Regions from separate parts of the Mus musculus genome. Here all the other regions are linked to region 1. Evidence: chromatin loops called from intact Hi-C (ENCODE). Cell type or tissue: heart. All regions are shown on one strand. Links, peaks and the distances in the headings refer to the core of each region. The heading gives the core; the rest is flanking DNA.

Region 1 (8,309 bases), core at 1,884-6,883:
TAAGAAATCTATAAAACTTAAAATGGTAATTCTCAAGCAAATTCACTCTTTTCCTCTCCCCAGCTTCTCGGAGATTCTATATTAGGCCCCAGTGGATAGAGTCGCTGTGAAGGAAAAACTATCATTCTACAAATCCAAAGTTCTTCCAGGAAAGTCTACTATGTATGTAAAGCCACTGAAGCAGTTACTACCAAACTGGTGACATTAAAATCTAACTACATTCTATTTTATATCTTAATATAAAGGTTATTTTATATACTAACATAAATATTAAAAATTAATAGCCTTAATATAAAGATTATTTAACTTAATTAGAAGCTAAATAACCATTTCCATAAAATACGGTATAAGGTAGGAACAAGCTCAGGAGAGAAAAGTCCCATGGTTACAGTAAAAACAAAGTAGTTTCTGGACTTTTTTTATTTTTAACATTTCCACAGTAATTCTTTTGCTCCTGGTTTAACAGCACCACAACATAACTAACTATTGTGCTGATTCTATGATTTTACTATATTGTGCATATGTACAAATGTATGTGTCTATGTCCTTATACACATCTCCTCTATTATGCCTAAACTTTTTAACATCATCAAAGAGCTGTTCAAGAAGGGTCAACAGTTCTTAGATTCCCTCACCAGCAAATTCCACAACTGACAACTGCAAAGATCTCTGGCTTGGTCACAGACTTCTTGTGGAAGAGATCACTAGGGAAAGTATATCCAATGGTTTTGTATTTGTGGCATATAATTTAGGCAGAATTTTCACACCAAATAGCTATTATCCTATTCCTTATATGAAAAATAAATGGATTAACATTTTATAAAAAGACAGGTAAAAGACAGACAGTGCTGAGAGCTAGCAAGACAACATAACTTCAACTTTAAGTAATGAAAAATAACAACTCAAAAAACATAGCCAAAAAACCTAGATATGAATTTAAGAATGTTCCCTTTAAAAACGCCATTTGGAAATTTGAATCACCACACCAAAAAGCCTCAATCAGAGCAAAACATAATTTCAACCCTGCTTCTAAAACGTTATTTAGCCGGACGTGGTGGCGCACGCCTTTAATCCCAGCACTTGGGAGGCAGAGGCAGGCAGAGGCAGGCAGAGGCGGATTTCTGAGTTCGAGGCCAGCCTGGTCTACATAGTGAGTCAAAGGACAACCAGGGCTACACAGAGAAACCCTGTCTCAAAAAACAAAACAAAACAACAACAAAAAACAAAAACAAAAAAAAGGATGTTATTATATTCAGCCCCTTTGAATATAAAGTATATTTGAAATGTTTTAAACTAACCACAGGGACTGAAGAGATGGCTCAGCTGTTAAAGGTACTGACTGCTCTTCCAGAGGACTAAGGTTCAAATCCTAGCACCCACATGGCAGCTCATAACTGTCTGTAACTCCAAGATGTCACACAGAGACACATGCAGGCAAAACATCAATGCACATAAAATAAAAGTACATAACTAAAGTATATATAAAAGATTACTAACCAGAAAGAAAACCTGTTAGTCGAAAATCCAACAGAAGCTGTGATGATGCCTGCTTTTAGTCCCAGCACTTGGGGAGCAGAGGCAAACGGATTTTTGTGAGTTCCAAGTAAATCTGCTATACAAAACAATTTCTGAACCAGCCAAGGTTACACAGTGAAACCCTTTTCCAAAAAGAAAAGAAAAGACCAACATAATAGGCTACAGAGGAAAAACCAATCCATCAATAAATGGGGTTTGGAAGCACATGCCTTTAATCCCAGCACTTGAGAGTCAAAAACAGGTGGATCTCAGTGAGTTCAAGGCCATCTTGATCTACCAAGGGTCCAGGACAGCCAGGACTACACAGAGAAACCCTGTCTCAAACAAACAAACAGGCTACAAAGAACTACAATTTTAAATCCACAAGGCAAGTAAGCATATGTCAATATTTCATTTTCTAAAATCATTTCTACATTCTGATTACTAATGATTTAGAAGGAGGAATTTATTGTATTTTCATTTATTCATTTTATAGTTTATATAAGAATTTTCTAGAAGTCAAGTGAATTATCAAACAGCTGTAACCCCAACACTCCAGGGGAAAGAGTATCTCACGATCAAGGCCAGCCTGAGTTTACATGATAAGTCAGTCTCAAAATAACAAAACAAAACTAAGTTTTGCTAATCTTATAATCTAAGATGGGTCATGCAAGTGATGTTGACCTTACAATTACTATTTTATGCCCCAAGTTTAACTTCCATTAAGAAGACACGTGATTTAAGATTTAAGTAAGTTACTTATGTTTTTTATTTCAATCCATGCTATATCTAACAGCATAAAGATTATCTGAGAAGAACCTATAAAATGTACTTTGGTCATTTCAAAAAAATAAACATATTGTACTTAATATGGGCTTTAGGAAACTATTGATAATTGCATTTTATGCTACATATGATCAATTTCTAGGATCTAAAGTTGTATCTCAATAGTGAAAACTGTGTGAGACCGTTCTGAACTGAATGCTCAGAACTACAAAATAAAGAATAATAAAGCCGGGCAGTGGTGGTGCATGCCTTTAATCCCAGCACTGGGGAGGCAGAGGCAGGCGGAGCTCTGTGAGTACAATACAACCTGGTCTACAGAGTGACTTCCAGGCCAGCCAGAGCGTGAGTGTGTGTGTGTGTGTGTGTGTGTGTGTGAGACAAAAACAAAAACAAAACAACAACAACAACAACAACAACAACAAAAAACCCAAACCTCGAATTCCTGCCGTATACTATTTGAATATTATCAGTTTCTTTTTCAAAAATCCCCTTCCACTAAGTTGGGCTCCCTTAACTATGTTGACTAATGACAACCTTGAAATTCAAAGGTGCTTGTTTTAAATGGAGTTATATAAGTAATCACCTCTCTTTTGACACTGACTAGAATTTAATTCCTCCTTGTGAAGAGGCTGAAACTGTTAGTCTGTGACTTGACCAAAGTCAACAACTAGTTAAGAGGCAAAGGCGGGTTCATTCCCAGAATTATCTTTCTCAAAGCCAATACTTCCACTTGAACATAATTATCTCCTTAAAAGATTAAGAGAGAGTTCAATCATTGGAAAGGGACTCTTGTCCCTTGTCTCTCTAAATGTTCACTAGTTCTTCTAAGACATATACTATACTTCCTACAATTCAGTCACTTAAACAAAATGAAGATAGCATTTCTAATTCGTTTAAACCACAAAAGGATTACTGGCAGGTGAGAAAGAGGTTGAAAAAGGCTTGCCTAAACATGTCTCATCTAGACCTCTAAATATGGATTTCCTAGTGGTTTTTTTAAAGCATGCTCATTTACAAGGCTACGTTTGAATATAGTCAGATGCCTTCCAGTATTGCATTTTCTAAGAAAATTCATACCAGACTCATATCGGTCTGGGAGACTGCTAGAATATGCCATTCTGGCACTTTGCAAATATCCGAAAAATCATCCGGGGGCAACAAACCCAGTTTCACACTCTTGTTTTACGACGTGATGCGTACCCACTTAGGGGACAACGCTCCTATAGGGCGCCCTGCCGAGAGAGCAATAAAGGAAGAAGCGGGGGAAGCGCACGGAAGTTGGGTGGAGGGAGGTCTCATTACCCACTCTTCTGCCCTACCTCTGCCAAGGGCGGCTCCACGGTGCCCAGCCGACACGAAACCCTTACAAGCCCTCGAAGCCCGGCTCTGTCCCAACAGAGAGTCCGGGACGCGGACAATGTGAAGCACAGGATGACCACAGTCACCTCTCCAAGTCTATACCCTTGATTTCGGCCCTGGATGATGCTCCCCCTTCTTTTCGGAGCTGGCACTCCAGGTGGGAAACTCCCGGTCTGCATTGGCCGAAGTCCCTGCTTCAGAAAGGGCGCCTCCTGCGACCGGGTCTAACCCGCAACCCGCAACTCTTTGCACGCAGGGACCCTGGTCCCTCTGTCCCGCCCCCGCAACCCTCCACGGACAGGCCCGCGCCCCACCCGGGATTCCCGAGTCCACTGCCCCGCCCCAGCGAAGGGCTCCTAAAGCCCCCACCCCACCCCCCCCACACACACACGTACACACACACACACATCTCAGACTCCAGTCTCCCAGACCCAGTCGAAGCCAGAGTACCTACCTAAATCAGCGGTGCTCCAGTGTTCCAAGGGGGCGGGCGCGGTCCCCTCCCCGAGGCGCCTACTGCTTCTCTCAACCACCCCTTAAGCCGCAGCTTTGCTTTCCCAGGAGCGGGAGGGAGCGGAGGGAGCGGAGGAGGCGGAGGGGAGGGGGAAGACCAGTTGAGGGGCGGCCGAGCCAAGCCGGAAGTACTAATGCAGGTCCCACCCACCTCCTGGAGCCGCAGAGCATCCTCGTTCTTCTGATAGGACAAACCCCTGTCGTCGCTGTGAAATTCAGACCACCACTTCCGGGTCGTTAATGCTGCGGCCCCTCCTTAGCAACAGCGTGGGGTTGCTAAGCGGAAGTGCCTTTAAATACCCCCCTTCCCCCCCCATTTCTTCGGGGACTGTTGGTAAGTGGGTTGGGAGCTTCGTTTTCTCATTTGGAAATGTTTTTAGGCCTTTAGTTTACAATGTTAGGCCAGGTAAACCCTTCGCTGCAGCAGGTAGTAGGCCCAACGTAGCTGCTTCCATCAGTTGGTCTCTGACACCAGCTCCAAACTACACACACCTCCTGGAATCCTGGGCCATCTCGGCAGCTCCTCCCAAAGCTCCTCTCCAGGCCCCTTGCGGGAGCTTCTTTCTCACTGTCTAGCAAGCATCTCCCTCTGGTGGATTTCCTGTCGTTTCAACCAGACTTTTGCATGCATTTCGTTCTGAACCGGCTCCAGAAGTCGAACAGTGAAGTGGGTAAGAAAGTTTTGTCTTACCTTGTCTTTTCTTTTTTCTTTTTTTTTTTTTTTTTAAGGATTTAACGTTTTTATGTGTGACCTGGAAATAACCTAGCTATATTTGAGTCTATGAAAATTGACCAGAGTAATATTATTATTGTTATTCCATAAAACGGGGGAGTTGGGGGAGACAAAGAATGCCGGTAATCTCGCTTGAGTAGGAAGACAACTAAGCCTCCCATCAGAATAAACCAACATACCTATACGGTGACTAAGAAAGGTGTCCATAAAAACCCTCATTTAGGCTGGGGATTTAGGTCTGTGATACAAAACTTGCCTGGCATGCCCAAGGTCTTTAGTTCGATTCCCAGGCATCGAAGAAAGGAAGGGAGGCAAGGAGACTCATTTACTGGACATGACAAGCAGACCTGTAATGCTTAGACTCCAGAGGAAAAGCGAGGATAGTAACTCCAAGGCCTAGACTACATGGTCAGTCCCAGTTTTAAAACATTTTACCTAACATACCCGAGGCATAAGTTCACTCTTTGAAAAAACTGGAAAACTATGGTGGAGACCAAAGCCAACAAAATAACCCCCTGTAACGACCCCTATAATTATAGTAATTATATTTTTAGAGAAACCTGGGGTGGGGGATAAAACCATCACTTGACTGTATTATTTTTTGAGTCTGAATCTCACTTTGAAGCCCTGGATGACTGATCAGGTAATGTCTATGTAGACCAGGCTGGCCCTGAATTCAGAGACCCACCTTCCTCTTCTCCCAGGTGCTGGGATTTAAAGCGTTCACTACCGGGATGGACCGGCTTTCCTATTTTAACTTTAACTTCTGAATTTTTCTCATCTACATCAGTGGATACACTTGCAACTGTAAGACCCGATTTTATTGGTCACAAAATTATTAGTAGACTGTTGTTTACCTCAGCTAAGACAGAAAACTAATTTTGGTAATTGAAAAGTAACACTAGGCCTTTTCATTTCCTAGACTCATAGGATGGCATTAAATTGATCCATCCTAGGCAGTCAACTCTGCAAAGCTTTTAAGAAACCACTTTAGGCTCAAATGTACCAGCAGTTGGTTATTAAGTCTAAAATAGTTCCATTCCCTACCCCCACCATCATCGTGTATACAATTGGAAATACACACACACACACACACACAAACACACACACACACAATCTGGGTCAGTGATGAGTGTTACAGTAGTTTAGTATTTCACCTGCCAGCAGGTCTAAATTCCAAACTTTAAATTCTAAAATAAATATAAGTCCAACATGCAACAGTTTACAATACATCTAAAGAACTAGAACATGTTTATGGTTTAAAAAAATGTGGCCTATAGAAATTGGTGCCTCATCAAATAAAATTCAGTTAGAACTAACCATAAGCTTAAGCTAATGTGGAAATGCACCTTCATCTGCAGAGCTCTCTGTCCACTGCCTGAGGTGGTTTACAAGCAGCATTTAGCTCCTTTCCTATAGCCTTGGGGTTTTTTAATTCACTGTTCTATTAATATATGAAAATCTGGATTGAGTCCTAAATAACCACATGAGCTTTTTTTTTTTTTTAAAGATTTATTTATTCACTTAATGTATGAGTACACTGTTGCTGCCTTCAGACACCCCAGAAGAGGGCATCGGATCCCATTACAGATGGTTGTGAGCCACCCTGTGGTTGCTGGGAATGGAACTCAGGACCTCTGGAAGAACAGTTGGTGCTCTTAACCACTGAGCCATCTTTCCAGCCCCACATGAGCTTTTGTTTGTTTGTTTGTTTTGCTTTTCGAGACAGGGTTTCTCTGTGTAGCCCTGGCTGTCCTGGAACTCACTCTATAGATCAGGCTTGCCTTGAACTCAGAAATCCTCCTGCCTCTGCCTCCCAAGTGCTGGGATTAAAAGCGTGCACCACCACCATTGCCTGACCACATGAGCTTTTATAATTCTTTCATTTTCAACATAGTCATGCTTAGAGGCCTGGGAAGGTGAGTTGCAAAGTCCTACACTACAACTGCCTATGTGGGCTTAACTACAAAAATCTTATTCTCTTTATTATATTTATTTGTGTATGTGTTGGTGCTGACATACCATTGTGAATGTGGAGGTCAAAGGATGTGTTGAAGGAGTCCCTTCTCCTTTTCAACCATATCGATGGTCTAGAGACTGAGCTCAAGGCGGCAGGTTTGGCATTGGTAGTCGCTCTACCCTTTGAGTGATTTTGCTGGCCGAGGAATCTATACTCTTAATATGAGCTATAAAACAGTAGCATATATATAGGCTAGATCCCGAATAGCCTTCACAACCAGTGCAGTACCCTCATCATATATGACTAATATGGGACTTTCAGCCTCCTAACAGTGTCTTTTTATATTCACTTTTTAATTTTTTCTTTTTTAAAATTATTTATTTTATGTATATGAGTATACACTGTAGCTGTAGAGATAGTTGTGAGCCTTGATCTGGTTGTTGGTCAACCCTGCTCACTCCAGTTGGCCCTACTCACTCAAACCCTGCTTACTCTAGCCCAAAGATTTGTTTTTGTTGTTTCTTTTGTTTGTTTGTTTGTTTTTGAGACAGGGTTTCTCTGTATAGTCCTGGCTATCCTGGAACTCACTCTGTAGACCAGGCTGGCCTCGAACTCAGAAATTCGCCTGCCTCTGCCTCCCAAGTGCTGGGATTAAAGGCGTCCAGGCTTGGCCCAAAGATTTATTTATTTATTTATTTATTATTATTATTATTATTATAAATAAGTACATTGTAGCTACCTTCAGACGTGCCAGAAGAGGGTGTCAGATCTCATGGGTGGTTATAAGCCACCATGTGGTTGCTGGGAATTGAAATACTCTTCGGAAGAGCAGTCAGTGCTCTTACTCACTGAACCATCTCACCAGCCCCTTCATTTTATTTTCTTTGAAATGACTTAAAAAATTAAATTGTGCATGGTGCCTGTGTACATCACTTCAGAAACTGAGTGAGGAGGATTGATATGAATTCTAACCCAGCCTGGACTAAACAACAAAAAGAACACATTTGATATGTAATTAGTACTGAAACCTTGTTTGAGGCCTCGCTATGGTAGCATACAGCTGGAACTCAGAAGACAGATAAGATCACACTCAAGGCCATCTGAGTTACAAACAATAAAATAAAAATATGTACTGCTAGAGCTCATCTGGTTTCACTAGACATAAAAATATACCAGAATTAGAAATGAATAGTTCATTGATGAACAATCTGGCCTATAAGAAGAAACTTAGCCAAGTTAACCATTACTGTGTCTAAGCAATAAACAATTGAAAAGATATAACTCCTATATATAAATGATCCAGACAAACTCAGGATATGTGACAAACAATAAAATGTTAAGCCTGAAGAAGTGAAGGCTAAAGATATAATTCATCTTTAAATAACTGGAGGTTGACGTGTGGAATAGCTAGTTCTTTCAAGAATGGAACCAAAAATAAATAGG
Region 2 (8,309 bases), core at 1,032-6,031, 150 kb before region 1:
AGGGTACAGCTAGTCTCAATGCAGGAGAGAAGCCGGCCCCTAGAGCAGGTGAAAGGAGATGCCTGGCCACCCCACCTTGGACACTACAGTGTCAAGACTCTTCTGCTCAGAGGGCCTGAAGTTACCTCCTGTGCCATCTCCCCTGGTGAAGTCTCCACCCTGGATCATGAAGTCCTTGATGACACGATGGAACTTGCTGTTTTTGTAGCCAAATCCTTTCTGGAGAGAGGGAAGACAGGAAGGGAGAATGAGGCAAGAAGGGGATGGCAGACAGGCGTGCACAGCCTCGCCCACAGTGCTTTCTGGTATAGATGCAGCATTTAATGTACCAAGGGAGGGACCAGCCACTGCAGGCCAACACAGAGCATACAGATCTAGAGGTGGGGGAAGCAGATCTCTCTACTGTTCTTGAATAATGTAACCCAGGCCATGAAATGCCATTTTCCCTCTGTGTTCTCTTAAGAGGTCTGGGGATATATCTCAGCCAGCAGTGTTTGTCCTAGCAGGAACACAGTCCTGGGTTCTACCCTTAGCACGGTATAAGTTGAGTGTGGTGGTGTGTGCCTGTTATCCCAGCACTCAGGAGGTAGAGGGAGGCATAATCAGAGGCTCAAGGTCACCCCTGGCTACAATCAGGTTCAAGGTCAGCCAGGGGCAGCATAAAACTGTCTCAGGAAAAACAAAATAAAACAGACAAGTTAAAATACAGAATTAATTAAACAGAATATATGTTTCCTTAAAAATTCCTTGTCATGGGCTGGTGAGGTGGCTCAGTGGATAAGAGCACCTGACTGCTCTTCCGAAGGTCCGGAGTTCAAATCCCAGCAACCACATGGTGGTTCACAACCATCCCTAACGAGATCTGGAGTGTTTGAAGACAGCTACAGTGTACTTACATATAATAAATAAATAAATCTTAAAAAAAAAATTCCTTGTCATATTCTTGGATCAAGTTCCTTGGACCCTTTTATTCTTTTTTAAAAACTGCTAACTCAGCTATGTATGTAGCGGCACAAGCCTTTAATCCCAGCAATTAGGAATCTAGGCTAGCCTGATCTAAGAGCAAGTTCCAGGACGACCAGTGTTAACCAACTCACTACTTCCCCCTCCCCCCCCCAAAAGCTCTTATTCCAAAACTTGTCATATCACATGGTCTAAGAACATTCAAATAAAAACTCAAAAAAAAAAAAAAAAATCAGATGTTAAAGTTTACTCTCTAAACATTGCAGCCACACAGTACCATGTTTGTCTATGTTCTCTCTAACATAAAACCACGTTAACACTTCAGTAGCCGCCACACCATTTGGCAGAGACAACTGTGAGGCTGCCAGATTTAGCACTGTGGATTATTATTCTATTATGACTAGCTGTAGGAAGCAGCAGGGGTTGGAAGAACCAGTCCAATCTCTGGGAAGTGCCAAACTGGGCAACTGAGGCTCTGAGTAAGTCACCGCAGTTCCAGGGCCTTCTCCAGAATTAAAGACTGGACCCCTTTATTCCCACTTAATATACAAAAATATCTCATCCTCAGGGAAGCCAGCTAATGAAGTCTGTCTACCACTACACACGGGCCACACTCTGAAGCCCCAGCTGCTCCCATCCCTACTGTGTGGGGTTAGCCACTTACCTCTCCTGTAGCTAAGGCTACAAAATTATCCACTGTTTTTGGAACAGTCTTTCCAAAGAGTCCAAAGACGACTCGTCCTACAGATTCATCTCCAATTTGTAAATCAAAGTATACCTAAGGAAAGTGAACAAGTCCAAGCTTAGCCTTCACAGGGGCCTTGGTAGAGGAGGGCCTGAGGAGTTACCCCATGAGTGAGAACAAAGCCTAAAGCTGTGGCTGAGTAGGGCAAAACCTTTGTACAAATCCAACAAACAGGCTGGAGAAACAGCAGCTGTTAAGAGCATCTGCTGCTTTCCCAGACCCTAGAGCTTCTGTTCTCAGCACCTAGATGGTGGCTACAACCATCTGTACACTTATGAAAGCTCTAGTAGTCTCCAACCCCAGTACTAGGGAGTACGAAATGGTGGGCCACTGCAGATAAGCCGTCCACCACTGAGCTAATAACCCCAGTAATTAATCTTGCTAAATTGTAGTCTCCCTCAAGTAGCTGGGAGTAATATATGCCACAGCACTTGGGTCCACCCCAAGAAAGGATTACAGACTGCCTTATGGCTTAGAGGAAAATTCGGTTGCGGCCAAGCCTGAAGACCAGAGACCAACGTGAATGGACTCCTGCAAACTGTCCTCTGACCTCTACGGTTGCACTGTGGTACCCGAGTCCCTCTCCCTACTAAGTAAATAATGTAACATTTTTTAAAAGTTTTCGTTCTCAAGACTATAGAATAGCAATCTGTGCTCTTTAAATGATTCCAGATTATAGAAACATACATTAAAAGGGGGACATACACAGGGAGATACACTGTGCTTGCAAGTTTAACTATATTTACTGTGTGTGCTACAAAACACACTAAACTGGAGAGACCATAGTAAAAGATTCGGCAATTCTGATCCATCACCATTTCCCAGCAATGCAGGGGATGTGCAAAGGGACCGTCCTAAGGATGTCCGTGCTGGCCGAAGCTGGGCATCCTGGGTCAGGGCGGGGGGCTGGGGGAGTCTGGGTTATTCTCTAGTCTGAGTAGATAGGGCGAGCCTGGCTTCAAGAGATCAAAGTCGACCCAAGGAAGAACTGAACAAGAACAAGGACGCTCAGGTCGGAACTACTGGGCCAGACCCGCTCCGGCTTGAGCCGGACCTAAGGCGGCGGAAGGCAGGCCTCGCTGGTGAGGGGAGCCCAGACCTTGACTGTGACTTTAGGTCCCTTCTTCTTATCGTTGGCCACGGAGGGTCCGGGCAGCAAAAGGAAGACGACGGAGCCCACGATGAGGGCGGCGGCGAAGAGCACCTTCATATTGCGCTCCGAGAGGCGCAGCATCCACCGGCAGCAGCAAGAGCGGTCGGGCAGCCCGGACCGGAAAAGGGTGTGGACGCGCAGCGTGCGCGTGGCCGCCCAGGCGTGGGGTGGACCCGGGGCCGCGGGCGGTCTCGTAGCGCCAGGAGCGCGCCACGTTCTCCCTGCGCAGCGACGCCGAGTGGTAGGCGCTGCCGGGGGCGGGGCTGCGGGTGGCTGCCACGTTACAGCCCTCTGATTGGGTATGTCAAGGCGGTGCGCAAAGGCAGCGTTGGGATTGGTATCAGAAAGAGAGACTACGCACCCCAGCGTGCCTTGCGACCCCACCTGCCCATCCAACTTTCAGACTTTTGTCACGGCGTGCAAAGACCAGTCGCTGCCAAATTTGGAGGTGGTCTTCAGAAGACTGGACACACTTAACCTTAGTACTAGGGGTTGAATTTAGCGGTTGAGCGTTACAGCATAGCCTTCTATATCTTCTATAATGCCTTGCTTGGGGACCGGGCGTAGTGGCTCACACCCGTCATCCCAGCACTGGGCAGGGTGAAGTAGGATGGTAAAAAGTTCAAGGCCAGCCTGGGCTACAGAGTGACTACTAGTTCTTTTTGGACTAGAGTGAGACCTTGTCTTAAAACGAACACGACCAGTCATGGTTGCACGTCTCTTTAATCCCAGCACCTTGGAGGAAGAAGCAGAAAGATTTCTGTGAGTTTAAGGCGGCTTCTATGTAGTTAGTTTCTGGCTATTAAGCATAATATAGTAACACCTATGCCCGAGAACAAAAAAGGGGTGGAGTCGAGGGGTGAAGAGATGGCTCAGTGTTAAGGTTCTTGCTCCACAATCATGAGGACCTGAATTTGGACCCAGCTCTAAAAGCAGATCATGGCCATACTTTATGACTCTAATCCTAGTGCTGTAGTGGTGCTGGACATAGGCGGGTCTGGTAGCCTTGCTTGCTTCCAGACTAGTTCTTTGATTGAGGTAGAGATCCTGTCTCAAAATGAAGGCCCAGAATGATAAGAGCTCTACACATAATGTGCATGCATTACACACACACACACACACACACACACACACTGCTTCCATTTTTAGTTTTTACTAATTTACTACTCATCTTTGTCTTGGAATCCTGTGCTTAACTGCTGTGTGCGCCTATGAAAGGATGCATTCTGTTGGATACTTTGGTATTTATCTTTTCCTTTTTACAATGTCTCATTGCATGTGAGTGGGTAGACACGTAGTTACCTGCATGTGGAGGGAGTTTATTCTCTCCTTACATCACAGGGACTCTGAGGGTTGAACCCATGTCCTTTGGCTCAGAGGCAGCAGGCAACTTTACTGAACCTGAGTTATCCTACCGGCTCCTGGTGTTAAATTTCTTTTCTTCGCACTTTGTTTTAGGAGAATGAGCCCTTGCTGCACATAGTCTTTACATAGCTCCCCTAGCCTGTCTCCAGGGCTCGGTGCTCAGCAGGTATTGGTTGGGGTGGCTTCACATTAACATAGAAGTGGAAAATAACATATACAAAGGTCTGTGGCTGACTGCCTTTTCTTTTTCATAGCTGCAGGTGCTTCCATGGGCTGTTTTCGGTTGTAACACACACTTGGTGTTGCTCCATTCTATAGTGCACACACTTTGGCGTTTGGAGTCTTACACTGTGCTGATTCCAGTGATATTTACCCTATAGGCTCGGGCATTTGAATGCTTGATCTCCAGTTGTGCTGCTGTTTGGGCAGGCTTAGAAGGTGGGGCCTTGTTGGAGGAAGCTCATCACTTGGTAGGATATGAGGTTTCAAAGCCCTGCACTATTCCTAGCTAGTGTTCTGCTTCCTGCTTCAGGTTCTGGATATGAGCTCTCAGCTGTTCCTGTTGCCAGGCAAAGAGGCAAGAATAAAACTCAGCTCGGCATGACCTAGCCAGGCTAGTTCGACTTTCTGGGGTCTGACACCAACCAGTGTAGGTTTTTCATACTTGAGTAAAACCTTGGGGGGAAAAGTTTCCTTGTGACAGCTATCACAACAAAGCTTAAGGTGTGCCTGCAGTGGAACTCCCTTGCAAAGCACATGTCCTTTGCAGAGCACTTATGTCCCTCCTTCCACAAGAACAGGCTCTAGTGACTGACAGGCAGTGCTCAGAACAAGAGCCTAGGGAGCAAAGGTTTCTAATAAGCAGAATAGCAAACTCTTTTTCAAAACGCACAGGACCTCTTTCATAGGGGTTATACTGACTCAGAAACAGTGCCCAGGCGTCTGGGGGATTCTGAGTGAAGGCTGTCTTCACAGAATAGCAAAGGTCGCTAGGTTATTTCTTCCACTGGGAAAAAAACAAAACAAAAACAAACCCTGTGTGTTAAAAAAAAATTCTGGTTTATCTGGTCTTGTTTATTAAGTAGGTAGACTTCTCACCCTCTACACATTTTTATAGTTTGAAACTATGTAGCTTGGTCTGTGTATGGTGTGCAGTGAGTGCTCTCAAGTCCCGAGTCATCTCTCCAGCCCCCTAGAAAAGGAGTTTCAATGGTGAATCCCACAATGGGGCTGGCCTGGCAGTGGGAAGCAAGCATGGTCAAGACTGGCTAAAATGTGTCCAGCAGAAAAAAATCCCTCTTTCTCCCTTTTAAAAAAATAATTGGCAGGACTTTCATCTCTCTTTCTATGGGCTCTCTTTGTATTGGTTCCAGTGAGTGTAATGCTGCAGAGCTATCGATCTGAGTAGTTTGTGTCTATAATTGCAGACAATGCTTTGTCCCAAAGCACTGAGAAGAAGCCGTCTTAATCCCTCAGTCTCACTTATGGTGGTAAAGCCTTGGGTGATGGGCCTAGTTTGTTTGTTAGGCTTTAGCAGTGGAAGAGTATCTTGGTGGATCAGGGCCAAGGAATGCCACAAAGTCACCATGGAACAGGTATCACAGAAGAGGTTTGTTGGAGAGGGTGCTATACAGAGGCTGTCTCTGAGCAAGGCTGGAGGAGAAAGACAGCAGGCTGTGAAGCCACTGGCTTTACAAAGGGGGGTAGCACATGAGCTCAGGGAGAATATGCCACTTGTTGAGACAGTGGAAATGTGTCGAATTTGGCTTTGTCCAAGACATAGTACTCAAGTCCGTTGGATTGTGCCTGACTTTCCCCTCTTTACCTCCTGTCTGCTTCTGTCCAGGGCAACTCTTACATATGGGGATCTGAGGGTCAAGAAACCTTCACCTCTGACGAACAGTCCTTCCAAATAGGGTTGAGAAATTATTCAATAGCAGGCTGTCAGGAGCCGATTAAATTCCCATCACCCCTATGCCTACCCCTCTTTCTTCTTATAATGATCTTTTTGCCTGCTTCCTCTATGACTAGATAGAAGGCTGTTGCAAAGAGTGGCCAGCTGTATATGGAGGTTGCCCTTACTGGCCTAGTTTGTGCCATGTGCCACTTATACATCCTTGCTTCAATTCCCTCCTATGTTGACAAAATGGGGCCCTTCACCACTCCATCACAGATCTGAAGGGTTCCCAGGTGGGAAGTGGGTGATAGCTACAAACTCTACCATTTCTTCAACCCCAGCACCTGGTGAGCATGATTAAAAACCAGAGAAAATATATCTTGACTATTCAACCCCTGGAGATAGGGGAGGTAAGGGAGGTGATTCAGTATTCCTCCAGGGTCTTAACCTCTTTAACACCCCCTCTCCTAAATGATATAAAGACCTGTCTCTTTGTCTCCTGTTTCAGACTCTGACCTTAGCCTACCACCTCTTAATGAGACCTAACTTGGCTGCTTTGGGGATTGCTGCTGTGTGTTATACTTCAAGAGGTAGGACAGGTTGTGGGAACGATAGTGGTAGGTGACCAAAAGTTTGTGTGTGTGTGTGTGTGTGTGTGTGTGTGTGTGTGTGTGTATCTCTCTCTCTCTCTCTCTCTATCATCTCTATCTCTATCTCTTCCTTGAATGTGGAGCTCAGCAACTGCTAAGCTGTGTCTGCAGGTGTCCATCCCTGGGTAGTAAGGCCTAATTTTTTTTTTTGACAGGTGTGCCACAGGGGCAAAGAAAGATCCCAGTTAGTGGCCTAGGACCCTGAGGGCATAACCTGGTTTTTCTGTTACAGAGAGGGAGAAGAGATGGGTTAGGTCTAGAAGGTGTAGGGCTAGGGCCTAAAGGAGGGAGGGCCTGTAGGAACTTCTGAAAGGGCTTGGTGATGGATGTGAGAGGGGTTTTATGAAGGGCCAAGAGCTGTCTCATATAGGGGGCAAGGAGGGAAAGGGGGGTGATGGTGGTGGCTCAGAATCCAGGAACCTTCTTTGGTATACACCAGAAGCCTGGGGCCTTCTTTTTGGATTATCTCCAGAGAAAGCATTGTTTCTAGGAGCACTATGCCTACAGTCTCTTTCAAATCACCTTGCTTAGCACAATGAAAACATCTGAATTTTTTATTTTTCTTCACACCTTTCGAGATTACTTCCACTAAGGTTGCATCACAAGTATGAGATTCAATATCAGCCATATTTCTAATCCATTCATATATTGGTGCTGATCTTGTTTTTAGAGACCTGATCACTTTTTACATGCAGAACTAGCATTTTGGAAAGCCAAAGATTGGTTAATACTTAGCAAGCTTCTGATTCTGACACTCTTCTATTTATGGCTGAAGTCAATCTTTGTTGAAAGAAAAAACAATCACTGGGTGCTTCCATTGGACCCTGTATAATTTTAGTAAATGGTTCCGACCCTTTTCCTGTTTCTTCAACCTTGTCCCAAACACTGAAAGCTGCTGTACAACACAGCGCTACGGTGGCATCGTCATACTCAATTTGCACTTGTATTTCAGCACATGAACCTTCACCTAGCAGCCGATCCTGGGAAATATTGATACTGCTGGCTCTGTTCTATCTCCTTAGCTTCTTCTCTCCAACATCTATGTCTTGGACAACCAGGATGGGACTTGATAGAGCAAATGCAGACTAAATCCACCAAACTAATGTAGCACACTCAGCTGGGGCTGAACTGTGGTCCTCAATGGATCCCCAGTGGAACTACAATATCCCCTGGGGCATTCTAGCTAGAGATTGGTTTAGAACTTGCCTCTAAATAGGTTCAGTTGTCTCTCTTATAACGGGGTCCATCCCAGGAGCAGCTCATAAAGGCAAATACCACAAGAACTTATATACAGGTACAGGAAGAGCTGCTGGGTGGTTGGTTTCAGTCCAAGCTTATTGTGACCAACTAAACAAAGCAGTTCTGTAAATTAATTATCTTTAATACAAATATTTGCAGTGAATTAATCCAGCAGCTGTATTTCTTTACCTTTTGCTAGTTGCCAATAACCACACAGAAAAGGCAAGATTTATTTAAAACTACATCTCAATAGCTGAGCAGTTAAATTATCTACCTTATCATTCTATGCTAACCCTG
Region 3 (8,270 bases), core at 1-5,000, 180 kb before region 1:
ACCAGCGCATGAAGACATGGCAGCGCTGGCAGGATGCTCAAGCCACGCTGCAGAAGAAGCGGGAGTCTGAGGCACGGCTGCTGTGGGCCAACAAGCCTGACAAACTGCAGCAGGCTAAGGATGAGATCACAGAGGTGAGTTTCCCACCAAAGCTAGCCCAGTGACCAGATGCTTAGGAGCCCAGAATAGGCAAGAGAGCTAATTGAAGGGCCAGGGCTCCTGGGTAGGCCTATGGGGATGACTTCAGGGCAGCCTTGAGGCTGGCTCTCCTCCAGTCTTTTTTATTTTTAAATGATTTTATTTTCATGTTTATGGGTGTTTTGCCTGCATGTCTGTGTACCATGGGACCTGAGAAGGCCAGAAGAGGGTATTGAATACCTAGGAACTTGTGAGCCACTGTGTGGGGGCTGGGATTTGAACTTGGATCCCCAGGAAGAGTAGCCAGTGCTCTTAATCCCTGGGGTAACTAGCTCTTTGGGCTGGAGAGATGGCTCAGTGGTCAAGAGCACTGACTGCTCTTCCAGAGGTCCTGAGTTTAACTCCCAGCAATCATATGGTGGCTTACAACCATCTGTAATGGGATCTGATGCCCTCTTCTGGTGTGTCTGAAGACAGCTACAGTGTACTCATATAAATAAAATAAGTAAAAGTTAAAAAAAAATGTTAAGACTCTAACTCCTTACATGAATCTTTGAGAAGCTACCTAAGTGATTCAGACATGCCTGTCTAGGAAAGACATAAATTAAGGGGTTTTGTGGCTTGTGCTGTATCTTTGAGTTCCCGAATCAGAGTCTGCTATGGTGCTAGAGTTTTCTCAAAGGCTAAGCTTGGCCAGAGACACATGGCCATCGTTTCCCGTTGCCTGCTGGGCTATGGTATGCAGTTCCATACCATACTCTTAGGTATCTCATCCTCCCCAAAGGGGCAGAAAGATGTTAGGACCCAGTGAGGTCTCCTGTAGAATTGCACCATGACATTAAATGACACTGCGCACCTCACACGCCCGCCCTTTGGATCTGTGGTACTGAACTCAAACCCAGACTCTCACACTGGAGCACTGTGCTGCTGAGCTCCATCCAGACCTTAAGTGAGCCTCTCTTTCCTCTTCCTAGTGGGAATCTCGGGTGACTCAGTATGAAAGGGACTTTGAAAGGATTTCCACAGTTGTCCGAAAGGAAGTGACACGATTTGAGGTGAGCTAGAAACCATGTGTTCTGTGTGCACCTGTGTATCTGCTCTCTGGTTTCTGAGGCATGGTGGCTATCTTACATTTACTGCTGTACCAACGCGATGACACACAAAGCAAAGCCAGGAGCTGCTATGTGTCCTTTCCCCCCCACCACTCTCCTTGCCCGCAGAGAAAGCTTGCAGAGCTTTGGCAGAGACTGTTTGGCCAGAAACTGTCACTGTTAAAGTTACTGACTCTACTTCCCAAGTGTGTGCTTGGCCTTGGTCAGCAGTAAACACCACCATCCCAAAACGGGAAGGAACCACTGACTGGGAGGTCAGCGTAGAATCCTGTCTCTTACAGAAAGAGAAGTCCAAGGATTTCAAAAACCACGTGATGAAGTACCTGGAGACACTCCTACATTCCCAGCAGCAGGTATGTATGTAATGTGCACAGCTCTGGCCCCTCATTTCCTGCCCCAAATGACAGCTGTCTATATGGGACTTTGGTTCTGATGGGGGAGGCTCTGCTGTCGTTGATAACTGAAAACAGGCTTTCGTGCTCCACCTCAGTCAGGGGAACTCTGTTGACCTCTTTACCCAGTGAGCCGTCTCTCCTCCCACTGCTGCCCTCAGTCTACAGTTTATTTTCAGGGACCTTCATCTCCTCTTTCACTGCCTTACCCTGAGTGCCCACCCTGTGGTACCGGCTTCCCCTCTGGTTTCTGAGGCGCTAACCAATCTGTGGAACAATGGGCCATTGTGAGGTGTAAACTGAGACTGCCTTTGAACTTGGGACAGAAACTGATGCCTCCTTAAGTCCAGAGGGAGGAGGAAGAATGTGGCTTCTGCATCTGCCCCACACACCTTCCTCTTGGGTGGCTGTGGTGCCCCACACTGAACTTGCCTCCCTCCCGGGCTAGCTCAGGCTCTGCTCTGCCACTAGGTGGGGCACTTGCTTACTGTCTCCTCACTTCTTTGCAGCTGGCAAAATACTGGGAAGCCTTCCTTCCTGAGGCAAAGGCCATCTCCTGAGGGACCAAGGACACCAGAGCCTACCTTCGTGACGCTGCCTTTTTATACACTGTCCTTCTTCCTCGATGGACCCTAACTGATGCCCCTGCCTTGGCTGGACTTAGCCCTTCCACTCTGCCCCACAGACAAACTGTTCCCAGTTACTCTAACCAACATTTCATTTAGCTTCCACGTATATTTTCTTACCTAAGAGAATAGTTTCCTGCTTTAAGCAAAAGACCTACAATAGGTGGTGGAATTATAGGTTGGGGTGGAGTGTTGATATAAATATATAAATACAAATGTATATTTTTCAGGATGTGGTTTAGGAACTGGGAATAACGTTTTCTGTTACTCCTGATGGTGCCATGAAAGATTATGTAATAAAATATTTGAAAATCATGTCACAGGACTGGGCATGGTAGCACTTTTTGCTCTCTGCTGGAAAGCAGTTGGGAAGGTCTAGACTCCTAACCAAGAAGCTGCTGGCTCTAGTAGGTTTCCCTCCACAGGCACTGAAGGCCTGTGCTGCCTTCCTGTGCAACTGGAGTTTCTTCACTACCTGCCTCAGCTCTCTGCTCAGAGCATCTCAGTCTGCCTGAGCCTTGTTCCTACTCCTGTAGGAAGTAGCGTCAAGACAGACTTACGACTCTAAAGCCTGTTCTATAAAAGAGGCTAACCTAGCCTTTCGCCCCTGCTTCCCTAGGCCTGAAGAGCTCTCTGGCCTATTACATGTTCTAATCCTCCTTTTCTTCCTATCAAAACAGGGACTCAGGCTGGAGGGAGGTTGCTCATTAGCATCTGGGCATGTACTCGCTTAGCATGTGAAGGATGTGGGTCCAGTCCCCAGCACCACACAAAGGGAAGGCACCTCATCCAAAGAGCTGTTCCGTTCCTGTATAAAGACTGGCTGCTTTATCCCTCCAGATGGCAATCTCAGTGCACCTAAGCCTTTCAAAGTGTGTCTGAAAGAGAGTATGTCCCCTAGAGCCCGAGTGCATGTACACAAGCCAGGCGTGCTTAGACCAGCCATTGCTGGGCTTGCCTTTAGCAGTGCCTACAGCCCCAGTGGCACAAGCTAGAGAGGGGTAGGAGGCTCCTTGGTGAGAGGAAAGGACAGAATGCTGCTGTGGGGATCCTGCTCTCCAGCCCCCAGTTGTCCAGAGATGCCCCACACCGAAGCCCCTGGATGTCCTGCTTGCCAGTGGGCACTTTAGCTTGGGAACAGCTCTGACTCTTGTTCTCATGCTGGCACGGGAGCAGGTGCTAATGCTGAGCTGCAGCTGTCCTGTCCTGTCCTGTCAACATTTGAATGACAGAAAAGGTGGTCTGCCCCCAGCTGCCTCCCCGGGCCACTACACTGTGACTTCATCTCGGCGGTCCCTTCTCCATCTAACTTTCACATAGTTAAAATTACACAACGGGTTCTGGATCCTGCTTTGGTCATTCGGTATTATGTATGTCACAAGCATTTTCCCTCTACACCTTTTGTAACCATGTCATTTTTAAGGCTTCCATGACTGGGTGTAGAAAAGAACACACTTAATCCTAGTACACTACATAGTAAGACCCTGTCTCAAACAAAAACAAATAGACAGGTTTCTATGGAGTACCATAATTCAGATTCATCACTCACTGACTGCTGGATCCTTGGTTGAGGAAGGGTCAGACAACTCTTATTATAATTTCACAAAGAACTTGTATTTTCTTTTTAAAGATTTATTTATTATATGTAAGTACACTGTAGCTATCTTCAGACACCAGAAGAGGGCATCAGATCTCATTACGGGTGGTTGTGAGCCACCATGTGGTTGCTGGGATTTGAACTCAGGACCTTCAGAAGAGCAGTCAGTGCTCTTACCCGCTGAGCCATCTCGCCAGCCCAAGAACTTGAATTTTTTAATGAAAATTTCCAGCGTTGAGATTTTACCCCACTTGCTGGTTTGTTTGTTTGCTTTTGAGTCAAGCTCTCTGGTAGTCCACACTGGTTTTGAGATTGTTATGTAGTCAAACCTGGCCTTGAACTCCTCATCCTCCTGCCTACGCCTCCCAGGTGCTGGGATACATGTGTGCACCAACATACCTAACACACTTTATCTGTAGTATTTACATGTATTTTCTGAATCATTTGAGAGTAAGTTGCAGATGTTACCAGTTACCCCAAATTTTCAGTGTGCAGTTCCATAAGAACAAGACTATCCCATCACAATTTAAATAAAGTTGTTAAAACCAAGAAGTCGGGGGCTGGGGAATCAGCTCAGTGGTAAGAACACAGACTGCTCCAGCGGAAGACACAAGTTCAGTTCCCAGCACTAGCACTGGACAGCCCACAGCTGCCAGTGACTCCAGCTCCAGGGATCCACCTGCTCGCACATGCACACACGCCTACATACACACACACACACACACAGACACCTACACACACACATACACGGGTGCCTACACACACATTTTTAAAAGGTTTAATAGTATAAGAGTTATTTAATACATAGCTCAAAGTTGTCCATTGCCTAAAGAGTGTCCTTGTAGCCATTCTTTTTCTTTGTCCAGGATCATGAGTTATACGAAGACTGCCATATGATTGCATGCTGGGTGGAGTCCATGAGTCTGTTAATATGGAAGACTTCCTCCACCTGCCTTGGTCTTTAATTACCATGGCATTTTTGAAGAATGAAGGCCCTCTTCTGGCCTCTGTGGACATACACATAAAAATAAATAAACTTAAGCGGCCAGGCATAGTAATACAAGCCTTTAATCCCAGCACACAGGGGGTAGAAGCCAGAGGATCTCATTGGCTCCAGACTACCCTGCATGGAGTTTTAGGCCAGCCAGGGCTGCATAGTGAGACCCAGTCTCAAACAAAGAATACTGGGTGGGTGGGGCCATCACATGCTCACTGTGGAAACGCTGAGAAAGAAAGCTTTGAGAAGAGGGGTTACTCCATGCTGCTCTCAGGGAGGGCTGTCCTTTTTAAGAGTCTCATACTCTACCAAATGAGCTGGCTGGGCACATTCGAGACTTTTAGATGAAAGGTATGGAGAGAAGTCTGCATTTACCTGGGCATGACCCTTAGGTTATCGCCATCTGCCCACCCTCCCATCCCCCCATGCACACTAAATCTCAATGTCATCTGAAGATTAGAGCCTGGCTTTTAGTATAAGTGTTTAGTGACAGAGTAAGTCAGGAGTTAAGGTAGACTCAAAGTGCAAAGTTGTTTTGTTTTTTGGATTGATTTGGTTTTTGGTTTTCCAAGATAAGAGTTTTTCTTTGTAGCCCTAACATCCTTGAACTCACTCTGTAGACCAGGCTAGTCTCAAAGTCACAGAGATCCAACTGCCTCTCCCTCCCAATTGCTGAGATTAAAGGTGTGTGCCACCATGCCCAGCAACTCTGGGTGTGGGAAGCCACATGTGCCGTTGCAGAGTGGCACTGACTACTGCTGGCCACCACGCATAAGTTTGGACAAACAACCAATGTGTACATATGCAGTAAAGTTTTTTGCAAAGACACTGCCTGGCCTGGGCATGATAATGAGGCTTTGAGAGTATAACCAATCAGATGCGAGACATGCAAATGAGGTATGATAATGAGGCTCTGTGAGGTACAGAGAGAGAGAGAGAGAGAGAGAGAGAGAAGCCAATCAGATGAGGAACATGCAAATGAGGCGTAGTGCATAACCAATCCGGGTGTGAGACACACCTCTCCTAGGCCTATAAAAGCAGCACCAGTTCTGGGCTTGGGGTCTCTTCACCTCTGCAATCAAGCTCTCCCAATAAACGTGTGCAGAAGGATCCTGTTGAAGCGTCGTTACTGCTGGCCAGTCCGGTGCGCGCAAGATCTGGGCTCTTCTTAGAATTTCAGTCTGTAGCTGGGAAGCCTAAATGAATGAATAACATCTGCTGTCGGAGATGTGCTCGGGATGGAGTCGAAACTGGCAGAGCAGAGCAAGGATGGAGGAGCGGTCCCTGCTGAGCAAGCTCTGGGCACACAGGAGCTTTGGCACAAGATGCTGAGATTTTTCCCACCAGCATTTGGAAAGGGAGGGAGGGAGGATCATGGGTCCCCTGGAGCAGAGAAGGACGTATCTCTGCTGCAGTTGGCATTCATGTGAACTTCACTCACTCTCTGTAGACACTGGCAAAGCTCTCCATGTTTGGCCAGGACTGAGTGTTGGATGTAGACGCAGACAAGCTGGCCTGTCCTCTGGACCTGGGGATATGTCACCTGCCAATGCCCTGCCCTGTCAGTTGTGTGGCTTTATGTTGGCACTGTCTACCAAACCATAAACTCCAAAGTCCCTGGCAATAGCTCAGGCACAAACAGATGCCAAACGTGCAGGCTATGTCACAGTTAGGTACTGTGAGGACCCTAGTTTACGCTGCCCTGTTTATTTCCCAGTCCTTCACAATGGTGGGAACACCTCTTGGAAGGTAATTCCAAATCTGCCCTTCCCATCCTCATTTCTGTAGGCTCTGGGCTTTGTGCCTGTAACATCATTTGTGCCTATTTCTCAGCCCCCATTCCTTTTAAAAAAATATATGTATGTGTTCCTAAATGTACATATACATACCATAACTCACAGAGGTCAGAAGACAGAGTTTCGTCCCCTGGAAATGGAATTACAGGTGGTTGTAAGCTGCCATGTGGGCTCTAGGAATTGAACCCAGGTCCTCTGCAAGAGCAGTAAGTGCTTTCAGCTGCCAAGGCCTCTGTGCAGGCCCTCTGCATCCATCTTTGTCTTCAGTCTGTAACACACCCTCCTGAAACAGTCAGGTCCAGCACTCTGGATGGCTGTGGACAGGTGTGTGAGAGCCGCTCACCGAAGATCCTCATGAACACGTGTAGAAACTAGGTACTAAAGACAAGTACTCAAAGATGTCCTGCCTGGCATTGTGGACAGCTGAAAAGACTGGAAGCAATCTACACGTCCATCCCATCGGGAAGGGATTAGATGAGGTATGGCACAGTGACCCAGTTAGATATCACAGAGACATTAACAGTGACCACAAGCAGTATTCATCCACAAGGAAAATATTTTCTGAGTGAAAAAAGCAGGTGATAGGAACTGCACAAACAACATGATCCACATTTAATAAAACTATGATTGGGAAGGGCACTGATTGAATTGTTAAGTACAGTTATCTTTAGAACTGGAAATTTTCATTACTTTTACTTTTTTATGTCATTTTTATATTACTTAAAATTTTTAATTTTAAATTTCTGAAAAATCAAATAAAGCGATATTTCACTGTGGAAGAAGAGTTCCACACATCCTTTAACTTATGTAAACTTTCTGATAGGAATGCGAATCTCACCTCCACACATCTCTTATGTGTTGTACATGTGTCCTCTTTTTAAAGATTTGTTTATTTGTTTTATGTATGTGAGTACACTGTAGCTGGACAGATGGTTGTGAGCCTTCATGTGGTTGTTGGGAATTGAATTTTTAGGACTTCTGCTTACTCTGGTCAACCCTACTCGCTCAGTCCCTGCTAACTCCGGCCCAGTGATTTATTTATTATTATACATAAGTACACTGTAGTTGACTTCAGACACACTAGAAGAAGGTGTCAGATCTCATTACAGATGGTTGTGAGCCACCATATGGTTGCTGGGATTTGAACTCAGGACCTTCGGAAGAATAGTCAGTGCTCTTACCCACTGAGCCATCTCGCCAGTCCCATATGTGTCCTCTTGAGCATTGGTTCTTTCTGCCTTGTGTCCTGTTACTCCAAGATGACCTTACCAGACTCCTGATTGTCACCTGAAGACCATGGACTACTCCATATTATTGCCTGTGGGTCCACCAAAGCTAATCCCCCCAGATCCCAACAGGGTTTCTCTGTGTAGCCCTGGCTGTCCTGGTACTTGATCTCTAGACCAGGCTGGCCTCAATCTCAGAGATCTGCCTACTTCTGCCTCCTGAGTGCCGGGATTAAAGATGTGAGCCCTGCTCAACCAAGGCCACTTTTCAAGGGTTCCAGATATCTGGGCTAATTTAAGGTTTAATAGACCTCACTGTGGTGGTAAGACTGTTGTTTGGCAACTTAGGTTGAACCTGCAGGCTACTGGATCCCTTGAGATTTGCC

Evidence for each region. A loop is a pair of places that touch in the nucleus more often than their neighbours do. Peaks named below come from ENCODE experiments on the same cell type or tissue, not always from the same donor. Only the 100,000 strongest peaks of a DNase experiment are listed, where the experiment ranks them.
Region 2: a loop joins it to region 1, with 2.6 times the contacts of the local background. A loop is called at or near these places in 3 of 42 quality-filtered maps.
Region 3: a loop joins it to region 1, with 2.7 times the contacts of the local background. A loop is called at or near these places in 3 of 42 quality-filtered maps.

Annotation. Positions count from the first base shown.
Region 1 is chr9:65,904,974-65,913,282 of GRCm38, reverse strand. Trip4 (thyroid hormone receptor interactor 4) reads left to right here and starts at 4,489. Exons shown (of 14, transcript NM_001357872.1): 1 at 4,489-4,844. Csnk1g1 (casein kinase 1, gamma 1) reads right to left here and starts at 4,273. Exons shown (of 14, transcript NM_173185.2): 1 at 4,115-4,273. In heart, for the core only: CTCF peaks have their summits at 3,869 and 4,761 (motif pointing left); a DNase peak (open chromatin) is centred at 4,332; H3K4me3 peaks cover 2,388 bases; H3K27ac peaks cover 1,502 bases.
Region 2 is chr9:66,054,899-66,063,207 of GRCm38, reverse strand. Ppib (peptidylprolyl isomerase B) reads right to left here and starts at 3,039. Exons shown (of 5, transcript NM_011149.2): 1 at 2,808-3,039; 2 at 1,628-1,741; 3 at 126-219. The coding sequence starts at 2,942. In heart, for the core only: a CTCF peak has its summit at 3,089; a DNase peak (open chromatin) is centred at 3,097; H3K4me3 peaks cover 2,718 bases; H3K27ac peaks cover 2,680 bases.
Region 3 is chr9:66,082,451-66,090,720 of GRCm38, reverse strand. It overlaps Snx1 (sorting nexin 1), which reads left to right. Exons shown (of 15, transcript NM_019727.2): 12 at 1-134; 13 at 1,113-1,193; 14 at 1,532-1,603; 15 at 2,152-2,594. The coding sequence ends at 2,202. Among named protein-coding and RNA genes, the nearest start is that of Snx22, 17 kb to the right of the region's middle. In heart, for the core only: a CTCF peak has its summit at 2,100; a DNase peak (open chromatin) is centred at 2,100.